2 separate regions of the Homo sapiens genome follow, and region 1 is linked to region 2. Evidence: read pairs that join two places in POLR2A ChIA-PET (ENCODE). Cell type or tissue: MCF 10A. All regions are shown on one strand. Each heading gives the region's core, and the rest is flanking DNA. Links, peaks and the distances in the headings are about the cores only. Region 1 has its middle 8.8 kb from the start of MIRLET7A1HG. Region 2 overlaps PTPDC1 (protein tyrosine phosphatase domain containing 1).

Region 1 (12,250 bases), core at 2,069-10,068, 60 kb after region 2:
AATCTGGTATTAAATTATACTTTTTAAAATTTTCTTTTTGCCTAGCTGCCCAATCTGTCAAATTACTCGGTAAGCCTACATAGTTGAAACCAGATGTTTACTCAGGAGTATAGTAGAGGATTACTTTCCAAATCCACAGCCCAGTGCTAACTTTATTCTTGATTTGTAACGTGGAGCCCAGGGACGAATGTGTGTGTGTGTGCGGGGGGTGAGGGGGTGCATGTGTAGGGGGGGTGCATGTGTGTGTGCGCGCACACACACACATGCAGTATTCAGCCCTGCAGCCCACAGTGGGGTTGAAGGGGTCACATGTAGAAGGGCTCAAACAGGTACAGTGATTTATGAGATTTATGAGACTCCAGCCACCCTCAGTCATCTCGGAGAGAGGGTGCGGTAGGATGAGACTGGCGAACCGGCTATTCCTTCTGTTGCCTCCTGAATGGCTGGTGAGGAGGGACTCCTTTGGAGAGCTGAGTGTAATTCTGGCGTTTGGATGCTCAGCACACGTTTTCCGCACAGTGTGCCATATGAACCCTTGGTTGTTTCTGTGCAATGCTCTGTACATTGTACATTTCTACACACATATCTACAGTGTGCCTTGTACAAAACTAGATGTGTTCTACAAGACACTCCACATTCCCTTGCTAAGGGATCTTCAAAGGGAATTTTGAGGTAATTTTCCCCTTTGGCACTGACTTTAGGATGGATCCTTCTGTCAGATGGGATACCCCTTTAAAAGGCTTTAATTCTTTGCTGTTCACAAAGCACGTTTACAACCTTTAGCCTACTTGACTCCCCGAGCAACCCCGGAGGGGCAGGAGAAGGCAGAGTTTCCATGTTTCATAGATTAGGTAGCATCAGCCACCAGCCTTAGGGGCCTCATCTAGGTTGCTTCGTCTTTGCTCATTATCAGGTGTAAACTAAGTTGACAATTTTTTTTTCGAGACGGAGTCTCGCTCTGTCGCCCAGGCTGGAGTGCAGTGGCGCCATCTCGGCTCACTGCAAGCTCCGCCTCCCGGGTTCACGCCATTCTCCTGCCTCAGCCTCCCGAGTAGCTGGGACTACAGGCGCCCGCCACAACGTCCAGCTAATTTTTTTGTATTTTTAGTAGAGATGGGGTTTCACCGTGTTAGCCAGGATGGTCTCGATCTCCTGACCTGGTGACCCGCCCACCTTGGCCTCCCAAAATGCTGGGATTACAGGCATGAGCTACCGCGCCCGGCCCCCTAAGTTGACAATTTACTTGGAAGAAGTCAAAAGTATTCATGAGACTTCATAATTCTGCCGTAACTTGAAACTCTGAAGCCAACTCCAAAAGCAGAGATGTGGCTCTGAAAGAGGCTCTGGAAGAGGGTCTCCTAGCTCTGAATCAAGTCTGCCGCGGTGAGGCAGGGTCTCCCTGAGATCCTCTACCCTCAACCAGCTACCTGGGCCACCGCCTGAGCCACTCCTCTCTTCCTTGCAGCTTGCACTTCTGCTGAGATCAATGACACTGCTTGGGACAGGCTAGGTCAAGCCCCTGAGGTGCAATTATATATTCCTCTTTAGACTATGCCTTTAAGAATTGGTTTAGTTTTTCACAAGTTTGCTATGGTTCTGCCTCATCTTCAGCAGTCACCTCTATGGTGTTCATTCAGAGCCTGCCCCTGAACTGAGTAAGGAAGGGGTGGAAGCAGAAGAAGCAGGCAGAGGGGATGGCTCCTCTTTGATCCCCTCCATCTAGAAATGTGCTCAGCTTTCAGTCCCGTAGTGGGGCTCACTTTGTTTGTGAAGGTCCTTGTAATATTATCAATAGCTACCAGGGGTTTAATGTCATCCAGGTGTCAGGCACTACTCCAGGCATCTTACGTGCATCGCCCTATTTAATTCTCATGGCAGTCCTATGAGGCAGGTGGTGTGGTAATGTGGGAAAAGCTCTGACCTTAGACTCAGAAGGACCTTGTCTTCTAATCCCAGTGCTGTCCCTTCCTGGCAAGTTATTTGCAGCCTTCTGAGCTTCGTCACCCATAAAACCGTACTATGTAGGCTGGGTGCAGTAGCTCACACTTGTAATTCCAGCACTTTGGGAGGCTGAGGCGGGCAAATCACTTGAGGCCAGCAGTTGGAGACCAGCCTGGCCAATATGGCGAAACTCTGCCTCTACTAAAAATACAAAAAATTAGCCGGGTGTGGTGGCACGTGCCTGTAGTCCCAGCTGCTTAGGAGGCTGAGGCAGGAGAATCACTTGAACCTGGGAGGCGGAGGTTGCAGTGAGCTGAAATTGCACCACTGCACTCCAGCCTGGGTGACAAAGCAAGACCCCGTCTAAAACAACAACAACAACAACAAAACAAAACAAAACAAAACAAAAACCATACTATCTAAAGCAAAGGGTGGTCGTGTGAGGATTCCGTGAAATAACAACATGCACTTACTAAATCACCACCAGACCATCCTAGTACTATCATCACCTCTGTTCTACACACACCAGGGTGTCCTGTGCAACTGACTTTTAATACTTGCTTCACACATTCACAATGTCATCAGCCTGGGTAGGGCAGGTCTCTAGTGCATAGGGTTGGAAAAGGAAGGAAAGAAAGTTTCACTGACTTTTCTTCTCTCAATCAGTTGTGCCTAAGTGATGAAAAGCCAATATGCAGGATATTCAAGCTCTCTGGGGACCACAGTTCTCACCAGGTAGCCAAGATTGCTGATGTGTACACAGAAAGGAAAGCTAGCTTTGCTGAGGACATTCAGCAGGTGCTGCAGAGATCTGAGAGCACAGCCCAGGAAACGGAGGTATGGCTTGAATGGTTCCTCTCCTGTCCCCACATTAACAGGAAGACAATGTTTGGTTCTGGTTTCAACAGTTTTCTCTTCAGAGCACTAGGCCAACAAAGGTAGTGTATAAATGCAAAGGAGAAATCATAGATTGCATTCTCTAGAGACAGGTTCCCCTTGAGTCTGTCCTGAAACATGCCAAGTTTTGAAATGCGCACCTTAAGAACTGGGTCAGTCCTGATTGCTTTCAGGACTTCAAAAAATGAACAGTTAATAGCCAATTAATTTACCTTCCCTGAGTTCAGAAGATGGAGCTAAGAGTCTAGGGAGACCAAAGCAGTTAGAGTACATAGGACAGAGTTCAGAGAGGAGATGGTTACACAAACAGAGATCCTGGAGACCTGTCAGGGGTCTTCCTTGAGTACTCAGCAGTGAACTGATCAGCATATGTCTGTGAAGACACTACCCAAGGTCAGACAAGGAAACATAAAAATATTGAGGGAAGAGCACCTGATGCTTGCACAGGACAAGGAACAATGCCTATTTCCACAAGACCGGAAAAACTCATACATCATGGAACACTGGGAAGAGCACTCAGAAGGTCTTGCCTCCAAGTAGTCAGAATAATTAGCCCTAGATGGACCACTGCTGTGGACCCACCTAAAAAACAATAAAAGCAAGACCTGAAAGGATCAAACTCTTTCCAAGTACCTCCACTGCATCCCATAACAAAATTGAAGATTTATAGGAATACAAAAATATCCAGCTCCCAACCAAGTAAAATTCACAATGTCTGGCATCCAATCAAAGATTACCAGGCAGGCAAAGAAGCAGGAAAACATAGTCTATAATGAGGACAATAATCACACAATCAAAATCAAATCAGAACTGAGACAAATGTTAGAATTAGTAGATGAAGACACTGAAACTTATTATAATTATATTCCATATTTCAGAAAGTTACAGACAGAAAATATAAAAATATTCAAATTAGATCTACATCTATGTACTCAAACAAAAATTTAAAATTTTCAAATTTTTAAATTATTTTTATTTATTTATTTTTTTTTTTGAGACATAGTCTCACTGTCTCCCAGGCTGGAGTGCAGTGGCACAATCTCAGGTCACCGGAAGCTCCACCTCCCGGGTTCACGCCATTCTCCTGCCTCAGCCTCCCAAGTAGCTGGGACTACAGGCGCCCGCCACCACGCCCAGCTAATTTTTTGTATTTTTAGTAGAGACGGGGTTTCACCGTGTTAGCCAGGATGGTCTCGATCTCCTAACCTCATGATCCGCCCACCTCGGCCTCCCAAAGTGCTGGGATTACAGGTGTAAGTCACTGTGCCTGGCCAGGATCCCTTTCTTAGAAGGCAGGAAACTGAGATCCAAGGCTGCCCAGCTAGCAAGAACCAAGATTCTCCTGGGTCTGTGTGGCTTCTTCATTGGTGTGCTTTCCCCTACTTTTTGCTGCCCCATCTGGAAAGACCTGATCATGGGGTGATGCTGGTACTGGGTTTTATTTCTTTTATTTATTTTTGAGAGAGGGTCCTGCTGTGTCACCCAGTCTGGAGTGCAGTGGCACAATCACGGCTCACTGCAGCCTTGACCTCCTGGGCTCAAGGGATCCTCCCATCTCAGCCTCCCGAATAGCTGGGACTGCAGGCATGTACCACCATGCTCAGCTAATTTTTGCATATTTTGCAGAGATGGGGTTGTGCCATGTTGCCCAGGCTGGCCTCAAACTCCTGAGCTCAAGCAATCCACCTGCCTTGGGTCTCAAAGTGTTGGGATTACAGGTGTGAGCTGCCGTGCCCAGCTTGGTGCTGGGCTTTAGGGGTGAACTGAAGACCACCAGTTCCGGAGTATGAGATCTTGACTTTTTCTAGAAATATTAGAATGGTTGCATCTGAGATTTCATTTATTTCCCTCTAAATTATTCAGGTGATTTCTTCCATGTGGCTATTCTTTCAACAATGATCTGCATTTGGCTGTAGCAGAAGTCCATGAGCAGTGGCTTTAAAAAATTAGGGGTTCTATTTTTTTACTTTAATGAAATGTCCCAAGGTAGGAAGTCAAGGCTGGCTGGCTTGGGATCCGTGATGCTCCAGCCCTTTTCTCTCAGCCATTTGGTAGGTGCTCTTGTCAGCACGTAGTCACAGGATGGCTGTCCCATATAGGCATCCTGTCCATGATCCCGGCAAAGGGAAAGGGAAGGGTCAAGACTGGTCCCAGGGGCACATGCCCACTTTTAAGCAGCTTCCTAAAAGCCCACCTGACTGGATTCTACTTCTGCTTCCATTGCACACCTGGTTACTCCCAATGTCAAGGGAAGCAGGAAATGAATGTAGTATTTTTAGCTGCCCACATTGGTTCCCCCAAAGAATCAGAGTTCTTTGGGTAGAAAAGTGGTGAAAAACGGGTAGTGGGCTGGCAACCAGCAGTGTCTGCCAGGCCTGGGGCCTCCCTGCCTCAGGGTGGAAGCCCGGGCAGAGCAGAACCTGTGGGCTGGAGGGCCTCCCTGCAGGGCTTGCCTAAGTGTGTGTTAGTGCTCCCTTGGCAGGACACAGAGAGGCTCATCAGACCTGTCCACCAGCACCACCAGCACAAGGACCATGATCAAAACCATCGGAAACTGCCTGATCAGCGGCATCCACAGCCGCAGCCACATGGTTACCTCAAAGCAGGAGCTGGAGCATGCCTCCGAGTTGGAGAGGCTGCAGTGGGTGGCCTGGGACCTCACAGTCCCCCGCCAGCTCTGCCACCAGATGCTGAGGCTCCTGCAGCAGCACCAGAATGCGATATAGTTTCTGCGAGAAAGGACAAAAAGTTCAGGACGGAGATGAAGAGGCTCATGCACGATGGCATGGTCCCCCAGGTCCCTGAAAAGGACAACATGTCTATCAGGCACTAATTTCAAGAGCTCATTAAAGGAATAGATATTGCTGACTTGGTCCTGCCTGAGTTAGCCCAGGCGCTGGCCACCGTGGCCAGGCTGCCCGAGGCCTGCAGGATGGGCAGGGCCACGCAGAGCGAACTGTTGGAACAAACGCTCCAGGAGATTTTATGCAAGTCAGAGTTGGGCTTGCTGCCAAAACCGAACAAAGAGGCAAAGCTTCCTGGGGACCCATGTTATTCCTCCTCCACTTCCTCCACTGGTGTGTTCTCCACACAAGGAAGTGGGCTTAAGTCTAGGGAATCAACAGCGTAAAGTCATATTTTGGCCTCAAAATGTCAAAAACTTTGATCATTTTGCCTGTAATTTGAAAGTTGCTAGACTTCACTTCTTAAAAAGAAAAAAAAAAAAAAAACTTTCCACATTGTGATCTCTCTCTTGATTTGGGTTATTCTGCTGCTAATTAATCATCCAAAGTTTTTTTTTTTTTTCCATTTTTAATGGAAACCTGCTTTAAAAGCTTGTTGCTGAAAGCTAACATAGGAGGGCTTTAACTAGTGGGAGATGCTGAGCTTGGCTGGGCTGGAGGTGGTGCAGGAGGTGAGTTCTTGGCACAACTGAACAGAACAGCATCGTGCTCTGATGACTTACTGTGCAATTTCAGCTCAATTGAGCTTCAAATACTAGACATTACAACGGCAATGACTCCACAGAAATGAAGCCTTGGTTAGCTCTTGTCCATGGATTTTGTTCTTTTTCCTTCACAACAGTCCTAACTACAGTTTATTAAATGCTTACCATAGACTACTATGCACCCTTTATATTAATGAGTTAATTTAATTCTCAAAATAACTAAAAGAGCTGAGAATTATTATCTCCACCTTATAGGTGGACACTCAGGGTCAAAAAATGTAAATAACTGGTTTAGGATCACATATTTACTTAAACAGTGAGCCGTAAAACAAATTCAAGTCCATCTGGGTGAGGCCTGACTTCTTGTAGGATATTCCTAAGTCTCTGAAAGCAGTACTGATTTGGAAACATCACCTTAAAGAACACTGCTGGCCTGCCGCGGTGGCTCACGCCTGTAATCTCAGCACTTTCGGAGGCCAATGCGGGAGGATCACTTGAGGCCAGGAGCTTGAGACCATTCTGGGCAACACAGGAAGACCCTGTCTCTACAAAAAAAAAAATTTTTTTAAATGGTCAAGCATGGTATCCCCCACCTGTAGTTCCAGCTACTTGGGATGCTAAGGTGAGAGGACAGCTTTAGCCTAGGAGTTCGAAGCTGCAGTGAGCTATGATCGTGCCACTGCACTCCAGCCTGAGTGACAGTGACATCCTATCTCAAAAAAAAAACCACTATTACAATTCTCCAGAAGTTCACTCACTCTTCTTTCCAGTCCACTAGTTTTTATTAAACATTTATCTTAAAATTCAGTGTTTATGAATTACTTTGTGAATGTCTATTATGACAAGCACTGAGTTTAATGCTTTACATACATTACGTTATGAGAACTCCATTCCACCTGAGGAGGTAAGCATTAGAGTGCCTAGTGCCGAACGAACAGACAGATGAACTGAGGTGAAAGGAGATCAGCAGTTTGTCGAAAATCGCAAATAGCATGGTAGAAATGTGGGTTCTAGATGTTACTCTCAAGCCAGTCCTCCTCCTAACCACTTTATTAGTAACATCTCTGGTTGCATGTGACAGAAATTCCATCCAGCTCCAGGTGAGAAAAGAGGGAAATGTACAGCTTCTGATGCTCAACGGGGAAGGGATGGAGTGTCCTTGAGGATGCCTGGATGTGGGGACTCAGCTGCTATCATGACCTCTTTCTCTGTTTTTTGTCTCTTTTTCTTTTTTCTTTTTGAGACAGAGTCTTGCTCTGTCACCCAGGCTGGAGTGCAGTGGCACCAATCAGCTCACTGCAACCTCCGCCTCCTGGGTTCAAGCGATTCATTCTCCTGCCTCAGCCTGCCAAGTAGCTGGGACTACAGGCGCCCGCCACCACACTTGGCTAATTTTTGTATTTTTAGTAGAGACGGGGTTTCACCATATTGGCCAGGCTGGTCTCAAGCTCCTGACCTTGTGATCCGCCCGCCTCAGCCTCCAAAGTGCTGGAATTACAGGCGTGAGCCACCGCGCCCAGCCTTGACTCTGTTTCTTGACTCTTGCTTTGCTTTTTCTGCTGTGGACTGACTTCTTCTCACATGTCATTACAGCTTGGGATCTGCAGCTAAGAGGACTTCCTTCTCCCAGTCCATGTTTACATTTCCAGGAAGGGACACTGGCCTTATTGAGGTACTGTCCCCTTATAGGACTTACCAGTGTGTGTTACCCACTCACCTCTGTGGTTAAGGTACTGTGATTAACAGCTGAGACCACAACCCCACAACTAAAGTGGGGCAGGAGCTGTATTTCAAAAGAAGAGGCATGCTTCCAGGCCAGAGGACACAAATTTAGATGACTTCAGGGGCCAGGCTTGTAGTAAGAATGAAGCAGGCTCAATGGGGACTGTGACAAATAGCAGAGCCCACGCTGCACATAAAGAAAATATTGTCATGTTGGAATGTAGGCTGAGTGTAGCCAGAGATGCCAATTTTTTCTGAGAGAAGCAAGAAATCTAGATTTTTTTTTTCCTGTTAAATGTCTTGATTCTTTTGCATGCTGTCAGCTAGTTAAAAATAGCTTTAAAACATTGCGTGGGTATAAGAAGGCACTTCTGTGAACCAGATGTGACCCCCAGGCCATCACCAGTTTGCAAACCCCTGGTTGTAGGTAGAAAATATAATAAATGTCCACTCCACCCCGGGAATGCTCCCTGGGGAGATTCACTATGCCTGGAGCCTCCAGCTGTGGGTTTTCTCTCTTTCTGCTGTAACTCTTCAAAAGGCAGCTCTTCTGAGCACACAGAAAATGGGAGGCTCCTAGGTGAGGTTTTGGAAGGCACTATCCAGACATCACCCTCATGGTCAACACATCCACCATGCTCTGTGCTAAGACAGACCTGGGTTGACTGTTGCAGAAGACCCAGCGTATTAGGCAGGGTTCACCAGAGAAACAAAGCCAAGAGGAGATATATCCAGATATAAACAGATTTATTATGAGGAATTGGCTTGTGTGATTTATGGAGGTTGAGAAATCCCACAGTCTACCATCTGCAAGCTGGTGACCCAGGAAAGCTAGCTGGTGGTGTGGTTCAAAGGCCTGAGAACTTGAGAGCTGATGGTGTAGATTCCAGTCTGAGTCTGAAGGCCTGAGAGCCAGGAGCACTGAGACCAGGAGAAGATCAATATTCCAGCTGAAATAGGTGGTGCAAATTCAACCCTCCTCCACCTTTTTGTTCCATTTGGGCTTTCAATGGATTGGATGCTGCCCACCCACACTGGGGAGGGCCACTTGCTTTCCTCAGTCCACCAATTCAAATGCTGCTGCCTTCCAGACACCCTCAAAGACACACGTGGAAATAATGCTTGGCCACATATCTGGGCACCCTGAGGTTCAGTCAAGCGGACACATAAAACTATCACATTCAGGAATAAGAGCAGGAAGTCTAACCTGTGAATAGTTGGGAGACCAAGAGGCAAACTCATCTTTGCAACACCATGTGATGAGTGTAGGGCCGGAGGAGAGCAGCTACACAAAGGCAGAGCACTAAATCTCTCCTAGAGAAAGGGGCTTAGGGAGGGTGAAGGTCACAATTTCCAGGAGTATGTGTTTGCTTTACCTTAGTTGTCTTGGTTACAAGGAAAACAGACTCATTTGTCCAGTTGCAGAAAGGTAGAGGGAGGGTTCTGTCCTAAGGCTGCATGGAGACAGATAGACAGGTAGAGTTGCAATCATGAGATGGCAAGGCCTCTGGGACACGGGCCTTAGGGACAAGGGGCCTCTGGCTGTGGTTTGGAGTTTGGCTACTCTAGGAACCTCAGCTGCAGGATTTTGGTCTACTCACTACTCAGCATCTCTGCCCAGTTTTCTCCTGGGCCCAGTCAGCTGCTTCTCCCTCAACTTATTCATACTTTCTGTGAGTCCTGACTTTCATGAGCTAGGCTCCCCTTGTGGCCACTCCTTTTATTTGTGTCCTTCAAGCTCAGCCTCCACTTTTTTTTTTTTCAGGTGGAGTCTCCCTCTCTCGCCTAGGCTGGAGTGCAGTCGTGTGATCTCAGCTCACTGCGCTCACTGCAACCCTCTGCCTCCTGCGCCCAAGTGATTCTTGTGCCTCAGCCTCCTGAGTAGCTGGGACTACAGGCATTTGCCACCTTGGCTGGCTAATTTTTTTTTTTTTAAGTAAAGGTGGGATTTCATCACATTGCACCATGTTGCCCAGGCTGGTCTCAAACTCCTAAGCTCAGGCAATCTGTCTGCCTCAGCCTCCCAAAGTGCTAGGATTACAAGCATGAGCCACCGCGCCTGGCCATCTCTTCACTTTTAATTCTACGCTTCGAGAGATATTTACTGGGTACCTACTGCGTTTGCCAGGCCCTGTTCTAGAATGTAAAATACAGTAGTGAAAACATGCCAGACAAGTTCCTCGCCCTCATGGGGGTAGAACATCAATAAAACAAGCAAGATGGAGCCAGAGAGTGCCAAAATGTTACAGTGTTACAAAAACAGAGTGGTGAAATCTCATTAAAGATGGAGATTTACACTGGGTGGCCAGCAAAGTCCTCCCTAAATAGGGGAGGTTCAAGTGCCATCTGGGTGACAAGGACCAGCCAGACGAAGATGGGACAAGCATGCCAGGTGACCTGAGCAGTGGCAGGAGTGGTGAATGGAGAGGGAGGCCCAGGCTGGACACGGGAGCAAGCTCGGACTTGAACCCAAGGAATACCATGCGCTGCTTTGCTCTGCAAGCAGGTTGTTCTGTTTGACCCCAGACAAACAGCGAAATGCATGCTCTTCCTAACCCTTGCCAAATAATGATCATTAATGACAACCAGGCTGTTTATCACTCAGCAATCCCAAATCACTTTCCTAGGTATGATCTAGCTGAAATACGGAGTCTCTATCCAAAGGAACTCCGTTCCTAGGAAACGGAGTTGCTGGACATTCACTCATGTTTGTTCTGTTCCAAAGGCTGCATGTTCTCTCCACAAAATGCCTACATGCATGTCTACCACATCGGGCCAGCTTCCGGCAGAAGTATACCCAAATTTCAGGGGCTTACATGAGATGGAAGTCATGTCTTTCTCACTTAAAGTCCAAGCTTGTGTAGAGGGTGCCCTGTGATGCTACCAGGGGACTCAGGTTAGCTCTTCACTGCTGCTTGCAACTGGTGGACATAGTGGCTCTCCACCACACCCCAATCACATCCAAGTAGCTAGAAATCAGAAAGCGGGAGACAGAGGGAATCCAGAACCCCCTTCCATCCTGCTCACAGCTCACCAGCCAGAACTTAGTCACACAGGTACAGTCAGGGAGTAATTTAAGTCTACCATCACCAAAAAACTGGGTTTCTGTTTATTATAGAAAAAGGAGACATTGGATATTGGGGAACAACTATCGGTCACTGGCATGGCTTTTATTTTTATATTTTTTCCTAGTTATGAAAGCAATACATACTACCAGGAATCCAGATATATATATAAAGAAAATAAAGGTTAGGAGTAATTCCAGATCTAACTGTTGTTATAAGACAAACAAATTTTTTGTAACCTTACTTCTCACTTAATAGTATATCCTGGCCGGGCACTGTGGCTCATGCCTGTAATCCCAGCACTTTGGGAGGCCGAGGTGGGTGGATCACGAGGTCAGGAATTCAAGACCAGCCTGGCCAAGATGGTGAAACCCTGTCTCTACTAAAAATACAAAAATTAGCTGGGAATGGTGGCAGGAGCCTGTAATCCCAGCTACTCAGGAAGCTGAGGCAGGGTATTGCTTGAACCCGGGAGGCAAACGTTGCAGTGAGCCGAGATCGTGCCACTGCACTCCAGCCTGGACGACAGAGCAAGACTCTGTCTCAAAAAAAAAAAAAAAAAAATAGTATATCCTGATAATCTTCCCGTATCAATAAACATAGATCTACATTACTATGAGAACTTTTTTTTTCCCTTGAGACGGAGTCTCGCTCTGTCGCCCAGGCTGGAGTACACTGGCACAATCTCAGCTCACTGCAAACTCTGCCTCCCGGGTTCAAGTGATTCTCCTGCCTCAGCCTTATTTGTCTGTATCTCTTGGATGCCTGTCAGGTGCTAGGCCCTGTGGTGGTGACTGGGTGCACAAGAGAGAGCAAGACAAAGTTCCAGCTCAATGAATTTTATTTCCCCTGTTGTTTACAAATGCTTTGATTTGACTTGTAGATATTTGTCAACCATTAGTATCTTGGTTCTATTGAAGGAGTAAGAACATTTTAAGCTGAAATTCTTCTTTCTTTTCAATTGAGATGGAGTCTCACTCTGTCACCCAGGCTGGCGTGCCATGGCATGACCTCAGCTCACTGCAGCTTCTGCCTCCTGGGTTCAAGCGATCCTCTCACCTCAGACTCTCGAGTAGCTGGGATTACAGGCGCACGCCACCACGCCCGGCTAATTTTTGTATTTTTAGTAGAGATGGGATTTCACCATGTTGGCCAAGCTGGTCTCAAACTCCTGACC
Region 2 (12,250 bases), core at 2,804-10,803:
TGATGCCTCCAGCTTTGTTCTTTTGGCTTAGGATTGACTTGGTGATGCGGGCTCTTTTTTGGTTCCATATGAACTTTAAAGTAGTTTTTTCCAATTCTGTGAAGAAAGTCATTGGTAGCTTGATGGGGATGGCATTGAATCTGTAAATTACCTTGGGCAGTATGGCCATTTTCACGATATTGATTCTTCCTACCCATGAGCATGGAATGTTCTTCCATTTGTTTGTGTCCTCTTTTATTTCCTTGAGCAGTGGTTTGTAGTTCTCCTTGAAGAGGTCCTTCACATCCCTTGTAAGTTGGATTCCTAGGTATTTTATTCTCTTTGAAGCAATTGTGAATGGGAGTTCACTCATGATTTGGCTCTCTGTTTGTCTGTTGTTGGTGTATAAGAATGCTTGTGATTTTTGTACATTGATTTTGTATCCTGAGACTTTGCTGAAGTTGCCTGTCAGCTTAAGGAGATTTTGGGCTTGAGACAATGGGGTTTTCTAGATATACAATCATGTCGTCTGCAAACAGGGACAATTTGACTTCCTCTTTTCCCAATTGAATACCCTTTATTTCCTTCTCCTGCCTAATTGCCCAGGCCAGAACTTCCAACACTATGTTGAATAGGAGTGGTGAGAGAGGGCATCCCTGTCTTGTGCCAGTTTTCAAAGGGAATGCTTCCAGTTTTTGCCCATTCAGTATGATATTGGCTGTGGGTTTGTCATAGATAGCTCTTATTATTTTGAAATACGTCCCATCAATGCCTAATTTATTGAGAGTTTTTAGTATGAAGGGTTGTTGAATTTTGTCAAAGGCTTTTTTCTGCATCTATTGAGATAATCATGTGGTTTTTGTCTTTGGCTCTGTTTATATGCTGGATTACATTTATTGATTTGCGTATATTGAACCAGCCTTGCATCCCAGGGATGAAGCCCAGTTGATCATGGTGGATAAGCTTTTTGATGTGCTGCTGGATTCGTTTTGCCAGTATTTTACTGAGGATTTTTGCATCAATGTTCATCAAGGATATTGGTCTAAAATTCTCTTTTTTTGTTGTGTCTCTGCCTGGCTTTGGTATCAGAATGATGCTGGCCTCATAAAATGAGTTAGGGAGGATTCCCTCTTTTTCTGTTGATTGGAATAGTTTCAGAAGGAATGGTACCAGTTCCTCCTTATACCTCTGGTAGAATTCGGCTGTGAATCCATCTGGTCCTGTACTCTTTTTGGTTGGTAAGCTATTGATTATTGCCACAATTTCAGCTCCTGTTATTGGTCTATTCAGAGATTCAACTTCTTCCTGGTTTAGTCTTGGGAGAGTTTATGTGCAGAGGAATTTATCCATTTCTTCTAGATTTTCTAGTTTATTTGCATAGAGGTGTTTGTAGTATTCTCTGATGGTAGTTTGTATTTCTGTGGGATCAGTGGTGATATCCCCTTTATCATTTTTTATTGCGTCTATTTGATTCTTCTCTCTTTTTTTCTTTATTAGTCTTGCTAGCGGTCTATCAATTTTGTTGATCTTTTCAAAAAACAAGCTCCTGGATTCATTAATTTATTGAAGGGTTTTTTGTGTCTCTGTTTCCTTCAGTTCTGCTCTGAGTTTAGTTATTTCTTGCCTTCTGCTAGCTTTTGAATGTGTTTGCTCCTGCTTTTCTAGTTCTTTTAATTGTGATGTTAGGTTGTCAATTTTGGATCTTTCCTGCTTTCTCTTGTGGGCATTTAGTGCTATAAATTTCCCTCTACACACTGCTTTGAATGCGTCCCAGAGATTCTGGTATGTTGTGTCTTTGTTCTCGTTGGTTTCAAAGAACATCTTTATTTCTGCCTTCATTTCGTTATGTACCCAGTAGTCATTCAGGAGCAGGTTGTTCAGTTTCCATGTAGTTGAGTGGTTTTGAGTGAGATTCTTAATCCTGAGTTCTAGTTTGATTGCACTGTGGTCTGAGAGATAGTTTGTTATAATTTCTGTTCTTTTACATTTGCTGAGGAGAGCTTTACTTCCCAGTATGTGGTCAATTTTGGAATAGGTGTGGTGTGGTGCTGAAAAAAATGTATATTCTGTTGATATGGGGTGGAGAGTTCTGTAGATGTCTATTAGGTCTGTTTGGTGCAGAGCTGAGTTCAATTCCTGGGTATCCTTGTTGACTTTCTGTCTCGTTGATCTGTCTAATGTTGACAGTGGGGTGTTAAAGTCTCCCATTATTAATGTGTGGGAGTCTAAGTCTCTTTGTAGGTCACTCAGGACTTGCTTTATGAATCTTGGTGCTCCTGTATTGGGTGCATATATATTTAGGATAGTTAGCTCTTCTTGTTGAATTGATCCCTTTACCATTATGTAATGTCCTTCTTTGTCTCTTTTGATCTTTGTTGGTTTAAAGTCTGTTTTATCAGAGACTAGGATTGCAACCCCTGCCTTTTTTTGTTTTCCATTGGCTTGGTAGATCTTCCTCCATCCTTTTATTTTGAGCCTCTATGTGTCTCTGCACGTGAGATGGGTTTCCTGAATACAGCACACTGATGGGTCTTGACTCTTTATTCAATTTGCCAGTCTGTGTCTTTTAATTGGAGCATTTAGTCCATTTACATTTAAAGATAATATTGTTATGTGTGAATTTGATCCTGTCATTATGATGTTAGCTGGTTATTTTGCTCGTTAGTTGATGCAGTTTCTTCCTAGTCTCAATGGTCTTTACATTTTGGCATGATTTTGAAGTGGCTGGTACCGGTTGTTCCTTTCCATGTTTAGTGCTTCCTTCAGGAGCTCTTTTAGGGCAGGCCTGGTGGTGACAAAATCTCTCAGCATTTGCTTGTCTGTAAAGTATTTTATTTCTCCTTCACTTATGAAGCTTAGTTTGGCTGGATATGCAATTCTGGGTTGAAAATTCTTTTCTTTAAGAATGTTGAATATTGGCCCCCACTCTCTTCTGGCTTGTAGGGTTTCTGCCGAGAGATCCGCTGTTAGTCTGATGGGCTTCCCTTTGAGGGTAACCCGACCTTTCTCTCTGGCTGCCCTTAACATTTTTTCCTTCATTTCAACTTTGGTGAATCTGACAATTATGTGTCTTGGAGTTGCCTTCTCGAGGAGTATCTTTGTGGTGTTCTCTGTATTTCCTGAATCTGAACATTGGCCTGCCTTGCTAGATTGGGGAAGTTCTCCTGGATAATATCCTGCAGAGTGTTTTCCAACTTGGTTCCATTCTCCACATCACTTTCAGGTACACCAATCAGACGTAGATTTGGTCTTTTCACATAGTCCCATATTTCTTGGAGGCTTTGCTCATTTCTTTTTATTCTTTTTTCTCTAAACTTCCCTTCTCGCTTCATTTCATTCATTTCATCTTCCATTGCTGATACCCTTTCTTCCAGTTGATCGCATCGGCTCCTGAGGCTTCTGCATTCTTCACGTAGTTCTCGAGCCTTGGTTTTCAGCTCCATCAGCTCCTTTAAGCACTTCTCTGTATTGGTTATTCTAGTAATACATTCTCCTAAATTTTTTTCAAAGTTTTCAACTGCTTTGCCTTTGGTTTGAATGTCCTCCCGTAGCTCAGAGTAATTTGATCATCTGAAGTCTTCTCTCAGCTTGTCAAAGTCATTCTCCATCCAGCTTTGTTCCGTTGCTGGTGAGGAACTGCGTTCCTTTGGAGGAGGAGAGGTGCTCTACTTTTTAGAGTTTCCAGTTTTTCTGTTCTGTTTTTTCCCCATCTTTGTGGTTTTATCTACTTTTGGTCTTTGATGATGGTGATGTACAGATGGGTTTTTGGTGTGGATGTCCTTTCTGTTTGTTAGTTTTCCTTCTAACAGAGAGGACCCTCAGCTGCAGGTCTGTTGGAATACCCTGCCGTGTGAGGTGTCAGTGTGCCCCTGCTGGTGCCTCCCAGTTAGGCTGTTCTGGGGTCAGGGGTCAGGGACCCACTTGAGGAGGCAGTCTGCCCGTTCTCAGATTTCCAGCTGCGTGCTGGGAGAACCACAGCTCTTTTCAAAGCTGTCAGACAGGGACATTTAAGTATGCAAAAGTTACTGCTGTCTTTTTGTTTGTCTGTGCCCTGCCCCCAGAGGTGGAGCCTATAGAGGCAGGCAGGCCTCCTTGAGCTGTGGTGGGCTCCACCCAGTTCGAGCTTCCCGGCTGCTTTGTTTACCTAAGCAAGCCTGGGCAATGGCGGGCACCCCTCCCCCAGCCTTGCTGCCGCCTTGCAGTTTGATCTCAGACTGCTGTGCTAACAATCAGCGAGACTCCGTGGGCGTAGGACCCTCCGAGCCAGGTGCGGGATATAATCTTGTGGTGCGCAGTTTTTTAAGCCCGTCCGAAAAGCGCAGTGTTCGGGTGGGAGTGACCCGACTTTCCAGGTGCCGTCCATCACCCCTTTCTTTGACTCAGAAAGGGAACCCCCTGACCCCTTGCGCTTCCCAAGTGAGGCAGTGCCTCGCCCTGCTTCGGCTGAGGCACGGTGCGTGCGCCCACTGACCTGCGCCCACTGTCTGGCACTCCCTAATGAGATGAACCCGGTACCTCAGATGGAAATGCAGAAATCACCCGTCTTCTGCGTCGCTCACGCTGGGAGCTGTAGACCGGAGCTGTTCCTATTCGGCCATCTTGGCTCCTCCCCTCAGGAAATGTCTTAAGTAACATAAAATGTGCTTTGTGAGTAAATGTTAACAGTAAAGTTACTGGGAATGTAAAATCCCTCTTATTTTATGCAGTGTATGCACTGAGATCTACATGCCTCAGTCTCAGTGTAGATCTGTGTACTTTTCATTAGTGTTTGTACTTTCATTAATTTCCTGTATGTTGATTTTCTTTTCCTTTTCTTTTTTCCTAGTTTACTTCTACAATTTCGGATGGAAGGATTATGGTGTAGCGTCTCTTACTACTATCCTAGATATGGTGAAGGTGATGACATTTGCCTTACAGGAAGGAAAAGTAGCTATCCATTGTCATGCAGGGCTTGGTCGAACAGGTAGGTCCTAAGAGGTGGTTTATTGCCTGTAGGCATATTTAAACATAAAAGGAATAAGATTTCCTAATTTGAGGGTAAATGTTTCTCAGAATCCTATCAAAGCTTTGGAGTCAGGTGGAAGAAGGGAATAAGTTCTAGTGTTCTGTACCACTGTAGGGTGTCTATAGTTAAAATGATATATAGTTTCAAATAGCTAGAAGGAGGATATTGAATGTTCCCAACACAAATGCATGATAAATGTTGAAGATTATGCGTATACTAAATACACTGATCTGATCACTATACATTATATGTATTAAAACATCACTATATACCCCATAGATATGTATAATTATTATGTTAACATTAAAAATTAAATCAAAAAAAATTTTAAGATATTTGAAATACCGTAAACAGGTAGTTACAATGACCGTATATATATCATTTTAAAGTCTTTAGCAACAATGTGAGTTGGAGAAACTGCAATTTGAGAGAAGTAATTTGCTACATTTAGTAAGTGCCAGGGCCACACTTTAAATCCATGGTTGTCTGACTCCAGAGTTCATGTGCTTTCCATTTTTGGAGGTATAAGGATTTTGTTTGTGAAGAAGAGTCTATCTGTGCCCAGAATTCTATTAAAAAGTCAGTGATTTTACTTAAAACATTCAGCTGAATTTCATTACAGTGCTGATATTGGGGCAAAAATGAAGGCCGTAGGGCTGAAATTTTCATTGTCATCTGATCCAACCACATGCAGCTCAGCTCTGTCCGCAGTGTACCTGTGCTCCTGCCAGGGGATCTGCCACATACCTGGAAGCATGCGCAGGGGAGGGGACTCAGCTCTGCTTGAGATTAGTAGCTCTTAGGATCAAGCCAAAATCTCACTGTTTCTAGACATTGACATGATAGCTCTGCAGACATTTTACATTTATACTAAGATCTTCTGTGTCCTAGTGAGAAAGGTATGTTGTTACCGACTGTGAACTGGAGAGCATGCAGTTTTCAGAGGTTCTGATTTTCATATGTAACAAGATGTTCACAAACTTGGGGATCACACAGGTGTATTTGATTTGCCTTTTACTTTAATATTAATTGACTGTTATATTTGAATTAATTTATTAATTATTACCTTTTAACTAGTAATAACCTTACTAGTTATTCCTTTTAATTAGATGTTAGTAAGAATACCTAATGTTTATACCACTAAGCCTGGCTTCCTTAAGATTGCTTAATTTTCCATAATTGCTTATGGAAAAATAGAATTATATCATGGTCTGAAGGAAAACACATATTAGTATAGGCACAATCTGGAAAAAGAATTGCCAAGAAGAAAAGTAGGCTGCAAATATGAATAATCCCTAAAGAAGAAACTGCCGTGGTAGGGAGAGTGCCAAGCTGGGATGTGCCAGCAGTTGATGGCAAAGATAGCAGGGTGGGAGGTTCCAAACACAAAGTGTATGGATTGATTGGATGGAAATTCTCAAGAACTGTTCAGAGTGGAAAATAGAAACAGGATTTGCTTTCTTCTGATGGAGTTAAGTAGAACAAGGAGGATAGATGGGCCAGATGATCAGTTTCCCTTCCCTCCTGCACACTTACTCACCTACCTTGTGCCTGTGCTGGCACAGCTCTGGGCTACTGAGATGACTCAGTCATGGGGAGGCGGTGCCACATAGACATTTAATAAAGTTCTGTGCAGTAAGGAACGTGCAAAATAACACCTCTACAAAAAGTCACAAAGTTATCATCATAATTGTCCTTAAAATGTGTCTCTATTTATATGGTTTCTTAACACATATTCAAATTGTAAATCATCAAAGAGTGATAAATAAAATAAATAAAAATGTAAGCTTTTCTCATACCAGTCTTCTCTTCTTCACTGTTTAGGTGTTTTAATAGCCTGTTACTTAGTTTTTGCAACGAGAATGACTGCTGACCAAGCAATTATATTTGTGCGGGCAAAGCGACCCAATTCCATACAAACCAGAGGACAGCTCCTCTGTGTAAGGGAATTTACTCAGTTTCTAACTCCTCTCCGCAATATATTCTCTTGCTGTGATCCCAAAGCACATGCTGTCACCTTACCTCAATATCTAATTCGCCAGCGTCATCTGCTTCATGGTTATGAGGCACGACTTCTGAAACACGTGCCAAAAATTATCCACCTAGTTTGCAAATTGCTGCTGGACTTAGCGGAGAACAGGCCAGTGATGATGAAGGATGTGTCCGAAGGACCTGGTCTCTCTGCTGAAATAGAAAAGACAATGTCTGAGATGGTCACCATGCAGCTGGATAAAGAGTTACTGAGGCATGACAGTGATGTGTCCAACCCGCCTAACCCCACTGCAGTGGCAGCAGATTTTGACAATCGAGGCATGATTTTCTCCAATGAGCAACAGTTTGACCCTCTTTGGAAAAGGCGGAATGTTGAGTGCCTTCAACCCCTGACTCATCTGAAAAGGCGGCTCAGCTACAGTGACTCAGATTTAAAGAGGGCCGAGAACCTCCTGGAGCAAGGGGAGACTCCACAGACAGTGCCTGCCCAGATCTTGGTTGGCCACAAGCCCAGGCAGCAGAAGCTCATAAGCCATTGTTACATCCCACAGTCTCCAGAACCAGACTTACACAAGGAAGCCTTGGTTCGCAGCACACTTTCTTTCTGGAGTCAGTCAAAGTTTGGAGGCCTGGAAGGACTCAAAGATAATGGGTCACCAATTTTCCATGGAAGGATCATTCCAAAGGAAGCACAGCAGAGTGGAGCTTTCTCTGCAGATGTTTCAGGCTCACACAGCCCTGGGGAGCCAGTTTCACCCAGCTTTGCAAATGTCCATAAGGATCCAAACCCTGCTCACCAGCAAGTGTCTCACTGTCAGTGTAAAACTCATGGTGTTGGGAGCCCTGGCTCTGTCAGGCAGAACAGCAGGACACCCCGAAGCCCTCTGGACTGTGGCTCCAGTCCCAAAGCACAGTTCTTGGTTGAACATGAAACCCAGGACAGTAAAGATCTGTCTGAAGCAGCTTCACACTCTGCATTACAGTCTGAATTGAGTGCTGAGGCAAGAAGAATACTGGCGGCCAAAGCCCTAGCAAATTTAAATGAATCTGTAGAAAAGGAGGAACTAAAAAGGAAGGTAGAAATGTGGCAGGTATTATTAGTACTTAATTTAATTATAGATATGTGGGAAATATTTATGTCAGGGCAAAAGTGTGATACATTTTCCCAAACTTATTTATTATAGAAATGTGAAGATACGTTTGCATAATACTTTCTAACTTCAGGTTTCTCGTCTCTGATGCGAACCTGATGTTATAGAAAAAACACAGGGTGTTTGTATGGTTTCATTTAAATCTGCATACTCAAGAAAGCACTTGGTGTGATGCTTGACCCACACAAGGCATTGATATTAGTAGTTTCCTTCTTCCTGGGCCTATGGGGGCAACTGGCCCACAGCAGACAGCATTCGAAACTGACTAGAAGCATCTTTATGAGGCCTGGCAGAGGGAATCATACTTTGAGAACTACTGACGTGCAGACATAAATAAAATGTTTATTTTTCAAAGCTCATCAACACTGGTGCTGAGCAAGGTCAGAAGAGTGAGGCTGTCTCTTTGGCATCCTCTCCTTCAGACTTGCCAATCCTGCCCTAATAGGGCAACTATGGGAAATCAGGAGAGCAAGTGGGTGAAACCACAGATTACTACGTGCCATTCACTTTAGCTGAGTTGAGGTCTTTGGGGTCCATTTCTTAGCTTTTACTTCAATTAGAATGTAAATGTTTAACTCTTTTTTGTGTTGTGCTTTTACTAGGATACAGTCATAAGTCAGCCACACTTTCTTTGCCCTGAATGAGCACCTGTTCTCGAGAAAAGATAGGCCTTATAAACCTAGCTATGAGAAACAGCTAAACTACCCCAAAAGGAGGCTGACTTGGACAGTCGTGAATCACCGAGATCTTGACTTTTGAGCCCATAACCTACTGTGAATTATTTTAATAGCTCGCTTTCATAGTCTGCCATTGATTAAACAAGGCATATAAAATTTCTGAGTGCCAGTATCTCTTCAGTTGCAGAGGCATGAAAATTAAGTTTGGAGCTTCACATTAACTTTTAATTATATGATGGGAGGAGAGAACTTTTGATAAAAATTTTGTTCTTCAGAATTGTGTTTCGCCTATCCAATAGTTAAATGTATTGCTTTCTTCCAAAATGAATTGTTTTCTTTATTTTCTGCTCCAAACTGAAAAAGTCTTTCATTCAGTCAGCAAATATTTCCTGGGCATTACTGTGTGTTAAGAGTTAGCAAGAAAGAGAGTCTTCTATTTTAGATGAAAATCTCGCACCCCCACTCCTGGGTCAGCCCCAGTGCCCATGCAAGCTCTGCTGTGGTGATGAAGCGTTCAGGACTTGGTTTGGGCCAGACCGTATGTAGTGTATATGAAAGCATTTTCTGGAGGTGAACACAGACCTTTAATCAGGATAGTTTTGCATTTTTTTCCATTCTAGATTTTATTTTAGGACTTTTAGTTATCAAAAAAATCAGTTGAATTCTGGAAAAGAATAAAATGAACATTATTTGAATAGTATAATGCCACCCATGCCTGTACTAGACCATTTCACATATATTATTTCATGTGATTTTTCACAGTTATCATAGAACATATCTGTAAGGCAGATGATACTATTTCTACAGTCTTTGTTAATCTTGTGAATTCAGTATCACAGATGAGGATGCTAAAGGTCATGAAGGTTAGAGGGTAAGTGACTTGCTCAGGGTCACGTGGCATGCGTGTGGCAGAGTCAGGGTACAGCACATGTGTTTAACACTTTCCATTATCCCAAGATTCTTGGCTAACCTCCCTGGAGAGCCTCAGGAAACATCATGATAAGATAGTCATTTTGCTAAGAGCATTTTTGATTAGTGTCAGTTCTGCCCAGCTTGTCTCCTTCATAAGATTGAATCAAGAGCTACTTTGTTTTATACATGATCTATGGGATATGAAGGACTGTGAATAACAAAGTATTGGTGTATTCATAAGATAATAAAGAGAAGCCCAGTACCAGAGGGCCCTTGTGGCATAATAGAAACAGCACAGACTCTGGAGTAAGGCAGAACTGGGTATGAACACCCCCTTTGCCATTTTCTAGCTTTTGGCTCCTAGGTGAGTTATTTCATCTTTCTTGAGCCCCATTATATGTATTGGTGAGGAAGCTCCCTGCTGGGTGCCATTTGAGAGTTAGAGATAAGACATGTATTACAGTCTCTGTCCCACTGTGTGCATGTAGTAAATATTGGGTAGGTGAATGAATGAGTGAATGGTAGCAATTATTACACTTAACTTCTATTTTGTTAAAATGTATTTGACTCACTAAAACATAAATCTGAACCCTGTCAGAAATTCATGAAAATCCTTATCTCACTTTTCCCTTGCTCTCTGTGAGGTAAAGTATTAAAATCTCATGCTTAAATTTTCTCTAGGCATTTGGAGTATTAGAAAAACTTTCCAGTTATCTTCCCTATGTCAAATTTCAGGACTCGGGGCTTATTGTTAAATCCTACATAGGATGCTAAAAAGATATTTCAAAGAAGTACATATGCCCCATTTACCAGCTTTCAAGCACCTTTATTTTATTTTTGCAGACTTCGAAGCTCAAAGCTTTTCCTTTTCCTTAGACCCCAGGTTAATGTATAAATGTTCCCTTATTTCTACTTTCTCATCTACCATCTACTTTATTGCAAAAAAATAGTTCTGTTTTGTTCACCAGAAGGCTGAAAAGGAAGACTCTTGTGAACTGTTTCTGTGGTTTCTGAATAAAGTAGAGAACTTGGATTAACTAAGCCCTTTCCCTGTGCTATAAGCTTTAACCGACCTTATCTCAGTCAATCAGCCCAACAGCTTGTGAAGCAGGGGATGAGTTTCATAGAGAGAAACTGGGGCTTACAGAATTCAGTGTCTTAGTCCAGTGTCCAGCCTGGAAGTGGAGAGGCTGGGAGGGGTCCCAGTTCTGCACTCTGGAGCCTGAGTCTTTCACTCTTGTGGGCAGCGCAAGAATCATGCAGTGTCAAATGGTGCACCTCCCTCTCCTCTCCCTGTCTCTGTCTCTGTCTGTCTGTCTCTTTCTCTTCCTTTTTAGAAAGAGCTTAATTCCCGAGATGGAGCTTGGGAAAGAATATGTGGCGAGAGGGACCCTTTCATCCTATGCAGCTTGATGTGGTCTTGGGTGGAGCAACTGAAGGAGCCTGTAATCACCAAAGAGGATGTGGACATGTTGGTTGACAGGCGAGCAGATGCCGCAGAAGCACTTTTTTTATTAGAGAAGGTAAAGTGGCTGTAGGACCAGTTAATGACTGTAACTGAGGCCCTTAGTTTTTCACGCAGAAAAAAAAAATCCATTATAAAAAAAGAGAATTCACACAGAATCCCAAATCTAGATCTAATTTAATAGTTTTTCCAAGAGAAGAGAAGAAACTGATACCCAGTGTAAACACTTAGAAAATACAAAAATAAAAACGAGAACTATCCATAGTCCTGGGAGAGGCACTGCAAACATTTTCAAACATTTTAAACTTACCAATATGTATATTAACTTGTTAAAAATCATTTTAACATACAAGTTTATATTTCATTTTTGCTTAAAGTTATAACATAGCTATTTTCCTGTGAATAATGTAAGCTTTTCATAAATATTGACTCTTAACGGATATGATGCTGTAACACGAGACTGTGCCATAATTAAGCACTGTTTCACTGTTGGTTGTTTGTTTCTACTTATTTGCTGTGAGCATGCATATGGGAAAAATTATGAATTAGGTTGGGATATGCACTCATTCGTATTTTTAAAAAGGGGTAGGTGTCACACATATATACATGTATATATAATTTTTATTTGTAAAATATAGATGTTTTCTATATTTTATATATAAAAGATATATGTTTAAAATAGAGGAAATATGTATATATGTATAAAATATAGAAGGAGAAATAAGAAACTGGTAATAGTGGTCACCTTTAGGAAAAGATATTAGAAGACAATGGATCTAGGAAACGGGAGAAATTGTATGAATCCTTTTATATAATTTATCATTTTTATCCATACAGAGATACTAAATTTTCAGTTTAAAACAGGGTTTGTTTTTGTTTTTGTTTTTGTTTGTTTCTTTTTTTGAGACATAGTTTTGCTCTTGTTGCCCAGGCTGGAGTGCAATGGCGCGATCTCAGCTCACTGCAACCTCTGCCCCCCGGGTTCAAGCGATTCTCCTGCCTCAGCCTCCCGAGTAGCTGGGATTACAGCATGTGCCACCACGCCCGGCTAATTTTGTAATTTTAGTGG

The links. Peaks named below come from ENCODE experiments on the same cell type or tissue, not always from the same donor. Only the 100,000 strongest peaks of a DNase experiment are listed, where the experiment ranks them.
Region 1: POLR2A ChIA-PET joins it to region 2 with 23 read pairs; 14 of 35 experiments call an interaction of 5 or more read pairs at or near these places.

What each region holds. Positions count from the first base shown.
Region 1 is chr9:94,151,339-94,163,588 of GRCh38, forward strand. It overlaps the pseudogene LOC107987099. Among named protein-coding and RNA genes, the nearest start is that of MIRLET7A1HG, 8.8 kb to the right of the region's middle. RefSeq lists enhancers at 2,525-2,694, 2,831-3,000. In MCF 10A, for the core only: no CTCF peak of the experiment used is centred there; a DNase peak (open chromatin) is centred at 5,823.
Region 2 is chr9:94,090,513-94,102,762 of GRCh38, forward strand. It overlaps PTPDC1 (protein tyrosine phosphatase domain containing 1), which reads left to right. Exons shown (of 9, transcript NM_001253829.2): 5 at 4,805-4,942; 6 at 6,809-8,067; 7 at 11,054-11,239. Among named protein-coding and RNA genes, the nearest start is that of PTPDC1, 12 kb to the left of the region's middle. RefSeq lists an enhancer at 3,702-4,454. In MCF 10A, for the core only: no CTCF peak of the experiment used is centred there; DNase peaks (open chromatin) are centred at 6,559 and 7,429.